2 separate regions of the Mus musculus genome follow, and region 2 is linked to region 1. A link is a loop called in an ENCODE intact Hi-C map of the cell type or tissue named here. Cell type or tissue: heart. All regions are shown on one strand. Each heading gives the region's core, and the rest is flanking DNA. Links, peaks and the distances in the headings are about the cores only.

What was found. Peaks named below come from ENCODE experiments on the same cell type or tissue, not always from the same donor. Only the 100,000 strongest peaks of a DNase experiment are listed, where the experiment ranks them.
Region 2: a loop joins it to region 1, with 4 times the contacts of the local background. A loop is called at or near these places in 2 of 42 quality-filtered maps.

The regions. Positions count from the first base shown.
Region 1 is chr8:22,702,428-22,710,381 of GRCm38, forward strand. It overlaps Ikbkb (inhibitor of kappaB kinase beta), which reads right to left and starts at 4,156. Exons shown (of 22, transcript NM_001159774.1): 1 at 4,043-4,156; 2 at 3,655-3,777. The coding sequence starts at 3,759. In heart, for the core only: no CTCF peak of the experiment used is centred there; a DNase peak (open chromatin) is centred at 4,144; H3K4me3 peaks cover 1,813 bases; H3K27ac peaks cover 1,231 bases; H3K27me3 peaks cover 75 bases.
Region 2 is chr8:22,649,976-22,657,929 of GRCm38, forward strand. Polb (polymerase (DNA directed), beta) reads right to left here and starts at 3,462. Exons shown (of 14, transcript NM_011130.2): 1 at 3,339-3,462; 2 at 3,085-3,142; 3 at 514-580. The coding sequence starts at 3,399. In heart, for the core only: no CTCF peak of the experiment used is centred there; a DNase peak (open chromatin) is centred at 3,486; H3K4me3 peaks cover 1,566 bases; H3K27ac peaks cover 1,272 bases.

The sequences.
Region 1 (7,954 bases), core at 2,824-5,323:
AATCTCAAAAAATAAAATAAATAATTTTTCTTTAAAAAAAAAAGTGGTCTAGATTCATCTTTATTCCCAACATAACAAGTGGTGGACACAACCTGTCCCTATGACAAAGGGCTACAGCTTCTTCAGTCTCTCTGCAACAGACACACAATGACACGGTGGGCTCCCATCTCACCCACAGAGGCCAGGCCAGGCTCTAAGGAGAAAAGTGTGGCCGCCTCCTTGGGCAAGCAATCATGGGGCTCAGAGGCCAGCGGTCCTTTGGCACTTTATCACAGATGGAGAAAAACTCAGCCCTTCCAGGCATGCCAATTAAAAGAAAATGAAGGGTCTCATCCGTAGGGAGCCTTGGGCAAGCCATGACTTTATCATTTCCGTACACGCCGCTCTACCCACTCAAGTGTCTCCTTTCCCGACAGGTCGTCTGAAGTCCACTTCCTCTCAAGAACCTGATGAAGCAGGAAAATAGGGACAGAGTACCTGTCACAGCCAGCACCTGCTTTGGACTTTGTTTGTTTTTGTTTTGAGACAGGATCTCGCTATGGAGCCCTGGCTATGGTGGAACTATCTCTGTAGACCAGGTTGGCCTCGAACTCACGAAGGTTGGCCTGCCTCTGCCTCCCGGGTGGGCACACAGGTTAAAGGTGTTGTTGCCTCACGCAGCAGGCAATTGATAAGGATTCTTGATGAGCATTAGTTATTAGTATTTTTACACATGAGCATATCTTTATGACTATCGGTTTAGTCATAGCTTTAAGAATTCATTCAATGTAGGTAAAAACAAATAAAGGTTGGTGTCATCTCTTCATTTGCCTGCACGGAGCTCAGGCCCATTCGTAATAAGTCCTCACTGGGAACTGAGTTCCAAGACCACACTGCAAACGGAAGTGACCTTAGTCTTACAGAAAAGCTTAGCGCTACTTCACAGGAAGAATAACTGATAACCCCTTGCCTTCTAACAACCAGCATGGTCTCTATTTCCCAGCACGGATTCCCCAGGTTTGCCAGGCTCTTTCCTATTAGAGCACACTGATGACGTAATAGTTGCAAAGGATCCTGGGATGTTTCCACGGTGTACTTCCTGTCACAATGAGGGTCTATTTATGCATTCAACGAGAAGTTGTGACCCAAATGCATGAATTAGCAAGGTGACAGTAAGGATTCCAACCAAGTGCTATGTGGTGGGGAGAGTGTGTGGCTCCTTCCCCTGTCTACCCTCAAAAGGAGCTGGAGGCTGAGGTCCCCGGAGTTGTATCTTTTTCCTCTCTCTTTGTCTCTCAAGGTCTGCTGCAAACAGTAGCCTACCCGAAGCACAAACGGTTTGCACTGAGCCTTCAGTGAGATTTAGGGGTGCACCTAGGCAACAAAGACTGACAAGGCCACACTGTGTGTATCTGGAACCCAGGGAGTTGCAGTAGCGTCATCTGCTACATTTGAGTATCCCTTAGTTTTTCCTTGGTGCTTCAAAATGGCTTGGGTTGGTTGCGAAGAACCAAATAGTACCTACAAAATAGCCGGTTATATGCAGGATGTGTCCTAAACTCTAGTTCCATCTAGAAGAAGCCACAGTGCGGGTGTAGCATCTGGATCGGAATAGATGTGTTAAAAGCATGGCTTCTTTCAATATATTACCTAACTCCCCTGTGCTTCCAATTCCTCAGTTATAAAACAGAAATTAAAGCTGTTGACCCTGGTATGAAAGCATGTAAGAAAGGTAAGGATGATACGCAGCTCATGGTAACGCCAAACAGACCCAGCATGTAAGAAACCTAGCCCGATCTCGGCATGTAATGTATTTACATCAGTGATCCTGGTTCTTGGGCCACGTTTCTGACTCAGGGCCTCTCAAGGAACTTCTCTGTGACAGCTACAAATATTCTCATGCCTATAGACAAGAGACAGTGTATGAAGTAGCAAGGGGATGTCTGGCGCCAAGTACAACTAGCATATTTTAGCTGCATCCATCCAGAGGCCCGGAACAGAGGCGTGTCCAACAGAAGACATGCAGCATCTTCTGATCTTAGATGTGGGTTAAAGATTGCTTTTATGCACCCAAAGCAGCCCCCAGGCTTCCCCGAGATCAGTCCATGAAGACAGCAGAGGATGTCCAGGTTTAAGCAGGCGGGTTCTTCAGCCAGTACTCCTCCCCAACTCCAGCCCCTGCCCTCTCTATCCACCCAAGTCCTGTTCACACTAACCCCTAAATATCTCTTCAGTCTGCCTATTTCTCCCTGTCATCACCACGATCAACCTGGCTGGTCTCTCACCTGGACCACTCAATCTGAGTCAAGACCTTGATTTTAGCTCTTTAGGAAGGATTCCCTAGAAGGGTGGCCTCTCGTTTTGGTATGTTTTCCAACTGTTGACCAACACTGGAATCCTAAAATAGAAAAATAGGCCTCCAGACAGCACTCCCCGCGGGGTCTATCAGGAGGTTGAGTAACTGGTCTGGCAGAAATGAAGATATTCTAAAGAGATACTTTTAAACATTGGATGCCAGAGAGATGGGAAATTCCCCAGAAATTTCATGTTGGGAGAGAAAAAGCTCCCAGCCAGAGGGGGAAATTGTCTTCTGGGTTACAGATTTCTAACACATTCTCAGAAAAATCTCACAGGATGACAAAACCAGGCCAGTGGTAGGCTGGACCACAGTACTGCTTAGATGTGAGTATCCTTGGCGTTCTATTTAGACCTTAACCTAATTTTAGGATCATGGAGATGGACTTGGTGGGGGGGGATCTGTCTGTCCTTCTTCCTAATGTGACCTCAGTGAATGAATCCCTTGCTTTCCACTATTAATTTGCCTATTTTAATTGGCTTATTGAGGACTCAGCTTAGGGCACAGGCCATGACCCCCAAGTTTGATAGTCACACATCACGTCTGATACTCAAGTATCCTGAGGTTAGTAAGTACTCTTTAGCGGAAACATCACAAGTACTGTGTGCTCCTGAGGCACTGTGATGAACTCATTACCCAAATCGGATAAAATAAGTCTCCCACAGTAAACAGCCGAGCTAGAGAGAGTCCTGCCAAGAATCTCAGCGTACTTACTGCCAGCCCCCTCCCCCAAATTTTTTTTGGAAGAACACAAACTTTTAACATGAGCAACGCACATCAGACACATAAGGACTAAAATAATAGGAATAAAAATTAGATCCAAAAATGAAATCAGTCCACATCACTCAGCATTATATGGCGGCACATGGAAAAGAAAGAAAGAAAGAAAGAAAGAAAGAAAGAAAGAAAGAGAGAAAGAAAGAGAAGAGAAAAACCTTGGGGTTATCAACTACCTAAAATATTTTAAATAAAGTTATTTAAAATGTTTTTTATTGCTCTCATCTTTTTAACACTGCCTGTATTCTACAACATTTATCACAATGTAATGTATTACGTGCTAGTCTAAATATTAGTAGAAATATAATTTCAAAATACTTGGAATGACAGCTTACTCCCTCATGTGTCCTTCTAAGTGGCATGGTTATTAAGGTTTTTTAAAAAGAGTCAGTTTAGCAGCTCACAGATCCCCTTTGCAGTCCTTTTTCTTACGCTCCCATTGGACAACGCCAAGGTTAGGCAGGGATCCACCCATTCACACCGGGCCAGGTCAGAAGAGGCGCCAAGAAAGCTCACCCACCTTCCTGGTGCCAGAGCCCTACCTGATTGTGCCACCGGATGACGTTTCCAAATCCCCCGGTCCCCAGGCGTTCTTTCATTTCCCAGGCTCCACATGTCTGGGTTGGGAGGGACGGTGACCAGCTCATATCGATGCCCTGCTAACTCTAGAAGCAAGCAGGGAGAGAGGACAAGTTGAGAGTAAGAAGAACACTGGAGCTCAAGAAGCAACTGGGAGCAGCAGTGGCTGCTGCCCTGCAAGGGGAGGCTAGGACACCGGTGTAGTTAACAAATAAAAGTTGCGGCGGCCGGGCCCACCGGTGGGTCCGCTCAGCATCGGGCGCGGCGCAGCCACGGACCCCGGGGAGAGGCGGAGCGCACACCCGGGTGAGCCGGTCCACGCGCCGCGAGCCGCCCTCGCGTGGGACTCACCTGCCCCGGGGGCCGCGGGGCCGCCAGCGACACCCGCTGAGGACATGAAAACTCGGGGTCCCCACGCAGCCAGCCCAGCGCCACTTCCTCAAACACTTCCTGCCCTGACGTCACGGGTACTAGACGGCTCTTAAAGGGGACGCGCGAGCCACTGGCTCTCGGAGACGCAGCCACAGCCAGCCAAGGTGCTGGACCTGGCGGCGCAGGACCTGGCGGCTTGGAGAGCTCTTCTTCACCCTGGCACTTTTTAGGCTGAGCTTGATCCGACTGGCTAGGCAGTTAATAAGGGGAGAATCTGCCGAGCCCCGACTAGTGCTGACTTAGAGGCTGTCCTAAGAATTGCCTCCCTGTCCTCCCACCGCTCCTGGTTCAGTATTAAGAATAATCAACCATCCTGATGCTCCTCAGAAAGTAACACACCACCATCCCCCTCAAAGAGGAAGGGAGGAGAGGGAAGAGTACAGAGACAAAACAAAAAACTAGCACTGTCTATCAAAAATGGAGTTTGAGCACTGGGAGCATAAAGAAATTACTAGTTATTAGGTCAAGAGGCTGGGTATTGTCTTCTCCACCAGGACACCCCACACGCCTACCAGCATCCACCCCTGCCTCTAACAAGCCAGGTTCAGCCGCTCACCTCCCATAGCCTAATTCACGATACAATTACCAATGGAAAGGAGAAAAAGAGGTTTATTCAATGTGACTACATTGGGGAAAGACAGCGATCTAATCTCTCTCACCCATACCTCTGCCGATCCAAGTCTAATTTTGGGGTCCTGCCATGAGGTTTGGGTTTAAGTGGAAGGCAAGTGGTATACATAACTAAGTAGTCATGCTCAATATATGTTCTGGTCCACCATCGTTGTCTAGGCTCCAGTTTCTCCTATGATGTGGCGTTTGTCAGACGGTGTGAAATCTCTGCTCCTCTGAAGGTGGCACAGTGGCTCCAGGCTTCTGACATTTACTGGCTTTTTAGATCCGAACCCAGCAGCGGACAGCGACCAGCAAGGCTAACAAAGTCTCCCTGGATTGAAAGCCAAAGATCTTTGTGGGATAACCTGGGGACTCTAAGCGTTTGAACTCAAGAATAGAGCAAATAAAGAACTTCTCACTCTTTTATTATTAAAGCAAGCAAAACATGAGATGATGTTTACAGAGAGCTTAAGCAAATACAAGAACAGCAAGTGAAAAAACACTTGGTATTATGTCTTATCATCCTTGCACCTGTGGGAAAAAGCCAAGAATATTCCTCCCAGGACCCCACCCTTCCCACAGAGAGAACGTGGACATCCCAAGCCATACCCTTCATGTCGCCCCTTTTGAGAGCATCCACTTTTTATGGGGTTTGCAATTATTTCTAGAAGGCCACTTGTGGAAGAACATTCTGCACTCTGCCCCAACCACAGCTCACGGGACAGTCACAGCTTTCTTACACGGGTTCCCACGTGGCCTCAGATGATGTTCCTGGGGGAGATTACAGTTTCTCGGGGTCTGTTATGTCGGCAGTTTAAAAGTCAGAAAGAGGAGCTCAGGAGACTCTTTAGCCTCCATTCCAGTCAGGACAACTGCAATAACCTTGTAGTTATTTCACTTCCTATTTTGAGGTAAAAGATTCCTGTACTTGACACAAATACAAGTGGAAGTGGGAATCAAGGGTACACTGTATCATCCAAAGAAACAGCTCTCACCTCCTCAAAGGAATAAAAAGATCATAGTTTATTCTGAAGCATGTATGAATATAATGTTCCAACATGGAAGAAGTTTTAAGACGTTGTACAGTTTTAAGGACTAAATCAAGGTAAGTTTGAAATGCATCAATGGAGACCTCAGAGAGATGATTATAGCAAGATGGGGGAAGCTAGTCTGTGAATCATCAGATGTTCTCGGATGACACTCTTAGCTTTGGGTTGAGTGTTTGGAAGGTGTTAGCCCACCAAGTTAATAGATTTCAAAAGCTGGGTTTTCGTTTTAATCTCTTAGCCACAGAACGTCAGCTCTGACACAGAGGTGGGGTAGCAATGGGTGTTCCAGATGAGGTAATTAGCCTCTGTAACATTCCAATCCTTCCACAGTGCTGCAGACGGAACCAGCCTCTGTAAACATGCCCTCTTGTAAGGAGGTCTCATTCACAACTGCGTTTAGTTAGTGACAGGTTGCCACACAGAAGAGCCATTTCTCCTTGGTTTGGGTTACCTTTGGGAGAGCTGGCACAGGCAGCTGCATTCTGGTTCTGAGGCAGTCTTGCTGTGAAGCCCAGGTTGATCTGAAACTGAAACTCCCTTTCCCATTAGGTCCTTATTCTGATTTCCTGTTTATGACACTATATTCTATTCACCCTTCCTTGCACGTCCTCTTACATTTCTATCTTGAAGATACAGAATAGTTTGGCCTTTCTGTCAAAAAAATCAGGTGTCTGTAGGCATGTGGAGTTATTATGTCTGGGTGTTCAATTATACCCCATCAATATGCCTGTTTTTATGACAATATCAAATGTCTTACTTTGGATTTTATTGCTGTGAACAGACACCATGACCAAGCCAACTCTTACAAGGACAACATTTAGTTGGGGCTGGCTTACAGGTTTAGAGGATCAGTTCATTATCATCAAGGCAGGAGCATGGCAGCATCCAGGCAGGCATGGTACAGGAGGAGCTCAGAGTTCTACATCTTCATCTGCAGGCTGCTAGCAGACTACTGGCTTCCAGGCAGCTAGGACTAGGATATTAAAGCCTACATCCATAGTGACACACCCACTCCAACAAGGCCATACCTCCTAATAATGCCAATAGTCCCTGGCTCAAACATATACAAACCATCGCACCATGCTAATTTTATTACCATAGATGCATAGTATAATTTTAAATCTGGGGTGTTGATAACTCCAGCAGGTCTGGAGTAGAGGCTTCTTTTATGGAACTGGGTACATTTGTGTTTAGTGCATAAATATTTAGAATTGCAATATCCTCTTGGTGGATTTTTCTCCTTTAATGATGTAGTGTCCTTCCCTTTTCTTCTAATGAAGTTTTGTTTGAAGTCTACTTTATCATATATTAAAGTTGTTGTGCCTGTGTGAATGCTTATCTGTGTGCCTGTGTGTGCCTAACTTCCTGCCTGTTTCCATGCCTGTCTGCATGCCTGCATGCCTGTCTGTGTACCTGTCTGCCTGCCTGTCTGAGTGCCTGTTTGTGTGTCTGTCTGTGTGTCTGTCTGTGTGCCTGTCTGTGTGCCTGTCTGTGTTTCAGCTCCACTTGCTTGGAATACCTTTTGTCATCCTCTTCCTTTAAGGTGACAGATGTCTGTCCTTGATCATAAGGTATGTTCAGGCAGGAGAAAGATGGATGCTGTTGCTTTTATCTAATGCTTTTACCCTAATCTGATAGATGTGGATAAGTGCAATGATGCTTGGTTTTTAGTCTTAGGGTACCCTGGCTTTTAGCATTGGTCACAGATCTGAAGTTCTGTTTAGAATTCTGAGTTCAGACTCCATGCACACTGAGGTTAGGCTCAGTGTGTGGGGTGGGTGATGGTCATGGGAAGTGGGCTGACTCTGGGCGTCTCTGTAGTAGGACTTGGTGTTTGGCTCCACAAAAGGTGATGAGGAGCAGACCTAGGAGTACCCTGGGTCTTACTATGGATGGTGGAAATCTCTAAGGTAAGGGAGGTGGGCTGGAACAACACTCTTGCAAGATGGACTAGAGTAACTTAAAGAGCTCAGAATGGAGGAAGGCATAGGTAGGCTATCCAGGTTCCAGTCTAGTGTGGTGGCAGTGGGGTCCCTGGCACAAAGCAGTTCTATGGTCAGCAGGGTATGACAAAGGATAGGAGATGCTCTGGAAGGAATGGCGGAGGAGACTGGTGAGGAAGAACTGGGGGGATGGGGGGAACATAGGTTCCTACTGGGACTAAGATTAG
Region 2 (7,954 bases), core at 2,130-4,629, 53 kb before region 1:
GTCTCTGAGTTCCAGGCCACCTAAGGCTACATAATGAGATCTTGTCTCAAAAGACAAGGTGGGGGATGGTATATACATATGCTGTCAAATGATCCTTCAGAAAGACTGCCAGCGAATACTCCTCCCGCAGTAAACACTTCTGCCCACATGCATTATTCATAATTTGACAGGCATTACATAGTGTCTTGTCTCAGTCTAACTTTATTGATGAAGCCTCCTGTTTACTGGTCCTCTTTATTATTTATTCGTGAGAGTGAATGCAGACATGCCAGAGCACGCACTCAGAAGTCAGAGGACAAACTGCCAGAGTCGTTTCTCTCCTTTTCCCATGAAGTTCCAAGGACTGAAGTCAGGTTCGGCAAGCAGGCTTGGCAGCAAGCCTTTATCTACTGCACCATCCGGCCAGGCCTGTTTAAACCTCAGGCATGCACACTAATATGACATGACCCAGTTTCTTTCTTTCTCCCCACCCCCTCCAAAAGACAGGGTTCACTACATGCTCATTAAGCTCACCAGTTTCTTAGCTTCCGCTCCGCTCTTGATTTTGTGTGGGTACTTGGCTATCACAGATGCCGCTTTTCTATAAAACATACATACAGAGGAAGAAAAAGAAACAACTGAAAATCCAGCAATTAAACTGAAATTCACATACTACCAAATATCCACATTCAAGCTTTACAAAGAAAGATGGTTTCCTACTGTGTAGAACTGACCGACGGATATTCAGGGACTTGGAAGGAGCAGACCAGAAACTGGTGAGAAAGACGTCTGGGGAAGACAACAGGCACTGAGACTCACCAAGGCTGCCCTTGCTACAGCTACTCCTGAGTGCCAAATCTGCCAACAGCAGAGACCAACACCGAGCCCCAGATGTGGCACCATTTCCCAGTGTGACCTGCCAGTGACCTCATGTAGGTTGACTACATTGGGCTGCTTCCTCTGTGCAAAGGACAACACTTTGTCCTTACTGAAGTAGGTTCTTATTCTGGTTATAGATTTGCCTTTCCAGCACGTAATGTTTCTGCCAAAGCTACCATCTGTGGATTGTTTTTGACCAAACAATCCACTTCACAGCCAGAGAAGTGCAACAGTGGGCCCACATTCATGGGCTCCATTGGCCTTACAACATTCCCTGCCATCCTGATGCAGCTGGTCTGACAGAAAGATGGAATGGCCTTCTGAAGTTACAGTTACAGCACCAGTTAGGTGGCAGCAGCCTGGTGGCTGCTCCTGACTCTCCAGAAAGTGGTATATGCTTTGAATCATCATCCAACACAGGATGTATTTTCAGAAAGCATCTTCACCAAATGGTGCTGAGAAAACTGGATGTCCTCAAGTAGTGGAATAAAAACAGGACCATATTTATCACCTTGAACAAACATACAGGCTACTGGTAACGCCTTTGGTGGTACCCTAAAAGCCACCAAAGAAGTAGAAGGTAAGTTCCTATTGCTGAAGAAATAATGCATTTCTGAGGCCTCTGAGCTAGCACTGCCCTGAACTCTCCCTTCTCTGAGGACTGGCTTTCATGGTATCAGAAGGCACCACGCAAGCTTCCAAAGGGGGGAATCCACCAACAGTCCTACACAGCTATGACACCTATGACGCACAATGACCTACACGGCATGCTAACTCTAAGGGTGCAGTGGGGACACATATATCTCAGTGGTAACCAACAGCTCTTTAATTGGACTTAAGATTCACTCATCAAGAGGGAAGTAAATCATACCTGCTACCAGCAACCTAGACAACTACCCAGGGCTAGCAAAGTCATAGGTCTGAGAGAAGAATCTACAACCACCACTTTCCCAAAGCAGTACAATCCCTAGCTACAGTCTACACGTTCATCCTTATACCCACAGACAAATGTAGCCTTCACATACCCACAGCAAATGTAGCCTTCACCTCTCATCAAGAAAACTGCTCTTTGCAACAGAGACCACTATAGAAAAGCACAACCAATCAAAATGCAGAGTTATGGAGCCAAGTTAAATGGATACATCTATAAAATAACTCCTAAGCCTAAGGCCCAGGGAACACTGTGGAGAGGGAATGGGAAGACTGTGAGAGTCAGAGCATCAGGGAAATGGCGGGAAGGCTGTGTTGCCCAGTAATGTCAGAAGCTATGCTCATAAGGTCTTACTAACATGACTGCCCAGACATGAGCTGAACAAGGAAGAATGTGACAGACACACCACAGTGGTCAGGACCTCAACCCTACACAAAGAACTACAGGAAACAGTCTTTCCTAACACATCAGTTGGTTATCCCTGAAAATATACAAGTAGCATTACACAGTTGGAACAGATTGTATTTATGTATTTAGGAAAATGTGTGTGTGTATGTATGTGTATCGAAATATGTGTGTATATATATGTGCACATATATATATATAATGAAAAAAGGAGGTTATGAATTTGAGAGATCATAGAGGGTTATATATGGAAGTGTTTGGAGAGAGGAAAAGGGGAAATGATGTAATTATAATCCCCCAAATAATCATATAATAATAATAATAATAATAATAATAATAATAATAATTCGACTTCAAATGAGGAAATCCAGGCATGGAACAGACTATAGGAGAACACTAACTGTAAGGCTGTAAGGGCTAGCTTGGGGAAAGCAAGGATAGTTTACTTTTACTGTTAGAAGCTGAGGGGCTTTGGGATGCTTATAGGTTAAGTAGCTGACTGTGGGAAGAGCGGCCAGGAGAAGGTGCCCGCTGAGGTTTGTAGTGATAGGCAGGCAACTGGTTTTCAGGAAGGTGACAGCCCATCCAGAAGGAAAGGCGATTTCCTGAACTACATCTATTTCACAGTTCAGATCTCGTCTACTGTTGTTTATTATGTTTTTTAAACTGTATTTCCAGTCAATTCAAGATTAATGGTGGGAATATATGCATCAGACACCTATTTTCAGTCGGAACTGTACAGTCTCCTGAATTAACCCTATAACGCCCTGCCAAAACCCTGTATAGGTTAAATAAAGTGCCACTCAGCTTTGAACCACTGGGCACCGGCTTTCCATCCCTGCTAAGTGACAGCAAACTAGGATGTCCTGGAACGCCGGCTAACAACGTACCTGTACGCATTGTACTTGTGGATCGCCTGGCTCACGTTCTTCTCAAAGTTTGCGAGTTCTGAAAAGACAACAAAGGGCTCGAGGACACAAGTACACACACCCCCGCGAACGCGGGTCCCGGGATGGAGGTGTGGGCGGGTTCCTCCACCGGCGGCCGCGACGGACGCAGCCGGGGCGCTGCGACCCGCGGGGGGGGGGGTGGGAGAAGCGAGGCCCGGCTGAGCAGAGGAGCCGGAGGGCGGCCCGGGACTCACCCACGAGCATGTCCGTGATGCCGCCGTTGAGGGTCTCCTGCGGCGCCTTGCGTTTGCTCATGGCGCCGGGGACCCACACCTGGGTCTTACCGGTGGAACAATGGCGGCGCCTGACAGGGCGCAGCGCGGTGACGTCACGCGCCAGGCTACGGGGCGGGGCTAGCGGGTGCGGGTGCGGGGAATCTCTGGGCGGAGGGGAGCTAGGAGGTCAGGTTTACCTCCTGGTGAGTTAGCCTGAGAGATCAAATCTGCTCTCCTGGTCTGAGAATAGTCTGATTTAGAGCCCGAGATGCAGACGGAGGTGGACGTTGGCTGCTGTGGACAGTAGCTATGGAACACACGGCCTGTACTGTTTGTGAGGCGTGCCGGCGCGGGTTCTGCTGTCAGAATCCAAGAGCTGCTCTGTGCTTCTGGACACCATGTAAAACATGGAATGAAATATGCCAACCGTCGGCTAAAGACGTGTTCTGGCTTTGTTTGTTCGTTTGTTTGTTTCGGTATCCATGCCTCTTGTGGGAGAAGCTAAAGCTAGGAAAAGACCCCAAGAAAGAAGTGTCTGACTTAACTAAACAGCAATGGAACACTCATATTCTATATGTGATCCCCTTACAATGTCCTTGAATTGAAATATAGCGCTTGTGCCATTTATAAGTGTTCCTCATGGGGGTCCATATTAACTGCAAACACAGCAATTCGTTTGGGCATAAATTGTTATTAAGATACACACTAGTGTGGGTGAATCTGAAAAGAGTATAGAAGGAAAAAGGGAAGTCAATGACGGGCTTGTCATCCAACTTAGGTATTATTATTTGGGGACATACACTTTTACATTTCTACTCCACTCTTATCTTCTAAAATTTCTATTCTTGTTTCTGTTTTGTTCTGAGATAGGGTATCTATGTAGCCCAGGTTGTCCTAGAACTATGAAGAGCAGGCTGGCCTCAGACTCATAGAAATCCTCCTGCCTCAGCCTCCTGGATGCTAGGGATAGGTATGCAACACCAGGTCCAGCAATGCATTGTTGTTGTTTTAGGTGAGTGAGTTATTTTTATTAGCAAGGACAGGGCACTGCTTTCGCTACTGGATGTACAGTAGTGATAAGTCAAGTCCTGTGCGCATGTCCTTGGCAGGGGGTAATAAAGTGGCCTAAGAGCAAGTCAAGAATGAGTGATTCACTGTGAGAGGACATGCTCAGCAGGAATGGGGCCTCAGCTCCACCACAACACTGCACGGATAAACAAGGCAAGGAAATGGGGCAGCCCTCAGGAGGGGCGAGATGAGCTCTATTTAGACAGAACAGTTGGAAAACACCTCTCAGAAGGTCCCTGTGCACGGAGACATAATGAAGAGGAAGAGGGCTTGGGGGACAACTGGAGTGATCCCTGTAGAAGCAGCAAGGTCCACCCCCAAAGCTGCCACTAAAAAGTTCTGCACCATTTGGAACAAGTTCACTAGGTTGGAGATCAGAGGACTTCGGTGTGGACTGTGGTAAAGCTAGAAAAGCGAATAGCATTCGCTCTCCATTAGCATTAGCTCTCCCTCCACCTTCCGTCCTTTTCCTGCATTAAGTCCTGATTACTTTGTATCACTCTTTCTTGTTCTCCTTTCTAAATGTTACTCTATACCTAAGTGTCTATTTGTATACACTAACTCTCTATGGGCTAGAATACACCTGTATATTTGTATACACCAATGCTCTGTGGGCTAGAATACACATGAAATAGAACATGCAGCTTTTTTTTCTTTTTGAGTGTGTATCCTTACATAATATTATATATTGTATCTTGAAAAGTCTGTGATTTCCTTTTTCTTTGGTGATGAATTATACACACACACACACATACATATATATGTATATATATAACCAGATGTCCACTATTTATTTGTTGATGGATATGTAGGTTTGTTTTATTTCCTTGCTATAGTCAATGAAACAGCAAAGAAAAAAATGGGTGTGCAAATATCTGCAGGTAGGGTGTGGAAGTCTTTGGGTATATGCCCAGAAGTGAATACTGAATCACTCAAAAGTGAGTACTATTTGGATTTTTTTTTTGACGAGTCTCTGAACTGATTTCCACAATGGTTGTTCATTAGTTTGCACCTCCACTAGCAGTGAATAAGGGTTCCTCTTTCCCACATTCTCGCCAACATTTGTCATAAGATTCCTTGATGATTGCTGTTGTGACTGGGGTGAGGTGGGTATATCAAAGTAGTTTTAATGTGCATGTTCCTGATGACTAGGGATATTGGACATTTCTTGAGATATGTATTGGTTTTGTTTTTTTTTTTTAAACTGTTTCTTCAGTTCAAAAGACGTGTTCATTGGCAGCTTGATCTCCTTGGTATTCAATTTCTGTACTTCTTTGTAAATCCTGCATACTAGCCCCTTGTCTGAAGTCTAGCTGGTTTAAGGATTTTCTCCCTTATTTAGGCTGTTGGCTTTTGCTGATAGTTTCTCTTCCCGTGTCAAAACATTTTAACTTCATGTAGCCCCATCTGTTGATGCCCGAGACTAGTTCCTGGGCATTAACTCTGTTCAGAAGGTTTTTACCCACCCCAGTGTCATAGAGAGTATTTCCTATATTTTCATCCAGAAGTTCCAGTGTTTCAAGTTTTAAATTAAGGTCTTCATCCATCTTGAATTCTTCTCTGTACAAGATCAGATATAAGTACCTAATTTTGTTCTTCTGAGTGGAAATCGTGTTGAACAGGCTCTTACTGTTTTGACTGCATGTCTGTGATTAAGAAACAAAAATCAGGCCAGTGCCTGATTTAACAACTTTAATCCCAGTACTTGGGAGGCAGGGACATAAAAAAAACAAACCAAAAACAAAAGCAAAAACTGCTACTATTGTGGTTGAAGGAGGTGAGGGCCCATCCTAAACTAGCATCCAGATTTGGAGGTATCATGCATGTGGTAGTGATTTTGGAAACAAAAAAGATGTAAGACTGAGTGCACCACAGATTGTTTCTCCGTAGTTTCAGAAAGCTACCGAGGTCGGGCAATGTGTAGCACAGCTAGAGTCTCTGCAGGGCCATTGCATAAAGTTGTAAAGGACAAGTCTGGGTTGTTTTGGAGACTCAGAGATGTTAAAATTCCAGAGCCATGAGATGCTTGCTAAGAAGAGCAAAACATACGTGGAGCAGAACCAACCCAAGTGAGTAATGTCTATTCCAGGAAGGAAAGCTGGAGAGGCCAAGCCATCTCAGCCTTAGAGATTCGTGCCCCAGACGACAGACAGAGCCAACAAGGATTTGGTGTTTGCCCTACTAGGGTCAGTCCTGTTTTGGTCCAACCTTTTCACATTACTTCCCTATTTTTCCCTTTTGTAATGGGGATGCATATTCTGTACCATTCTATGCTGTGGGTATATAATTTGCTCTTTTATTTGGGGGGGGGGGTCGGTCACAGTTTAAGAGACTGCTTTGAGACCCATAGACTGGAATTTTAGAGTGTAAAGACCATGGGAAATTTTGAAGTTGGTCAAACTGCATTTTGCACCATGAGCTGTTCATGTGTCTTGAGGGCTAGGAACTGGATGAGGTAGTTTGAATGAGGACTGTTCCCCACAGACTCATGTATTTGTAAACGCTTGGTCTCCAGTTGGTGGTGCGTGTGTGTGTGTGTGTGTGTGTGTGTGGTACCTTTAGAAGGTGCAGGTTTGAAGGTTTATAGTCTTGTCCCACTTCCTTCCTGATCTTCTCCTCCTATGCTTTCTTGTGTATGGAAGAAGAATGTGATCACCCAGCCTCTTGCTCCTGCCATCAGGCCATGCCTTCCCCATGTTCTAGGTCCAGAGATGGGAAATCTTTTTTAAAAAAAGTTACTTGCATTTATCTTTTGTGTATGAGTGTGTTTTGCTTGGTGCCAGCAGAGGCCAGAAGAGGGCATCTGATCCTCTGGAACTGGGTTATAGATGGTCATGAGATTCCATGTGGGTGCTGAGAATCAAACACAGGTCTTTTGGAAGAGTAGCTGGTGCTATAACGGCTTAATTCATGTCCCCTGGCTGGACATGGGGAAATGTTGTCCACACACGATCAAGATGATGAGGCCATGGACTTTTAAACTGACATCCAGATGAGGTTTTGGTCTCAGGAGTTGGTGCTGCACTTAAGACTTTGGATATGTGATAAAAGAGTCTTGTTGGAGCTAGAGGTTAGACTGGGTTGATGGTGGGCCTATAACATGTCTACAGACACATTCTAGAATGTGAGGATGTCATGTCACGTGGCAAAATACATAATTGCATTAAAATCTTGAGATGGGGAGAGGGACTTAATTTATTCCAGATTTCCCAGACTGGCCTTAAATCAAACGGAAAAAAAAAATCTTTTTATACATCAAACAAGGGCAAATCTCAAAGAGGAGACTGTAGGAGTGACCACGAAGGGCTGGGTGTGAAGTCCTTCACAGCTCATATTTGAATATGGTAGCTATTTGGTAGTGCTGTTTTGGGAGATAGGAGAACTTTGGGGACATGGTACCTAGCTTAGGGCTGAAAAAATGGGGTTTGAAAGTTCCAGGCCTCGCTTCTGGCCCGACTGCTCTGCTTCTTGACTGTCACGTTATGACAAACGTAACCCTGCTCCTACCTCTCATTCCCACTGGCTCA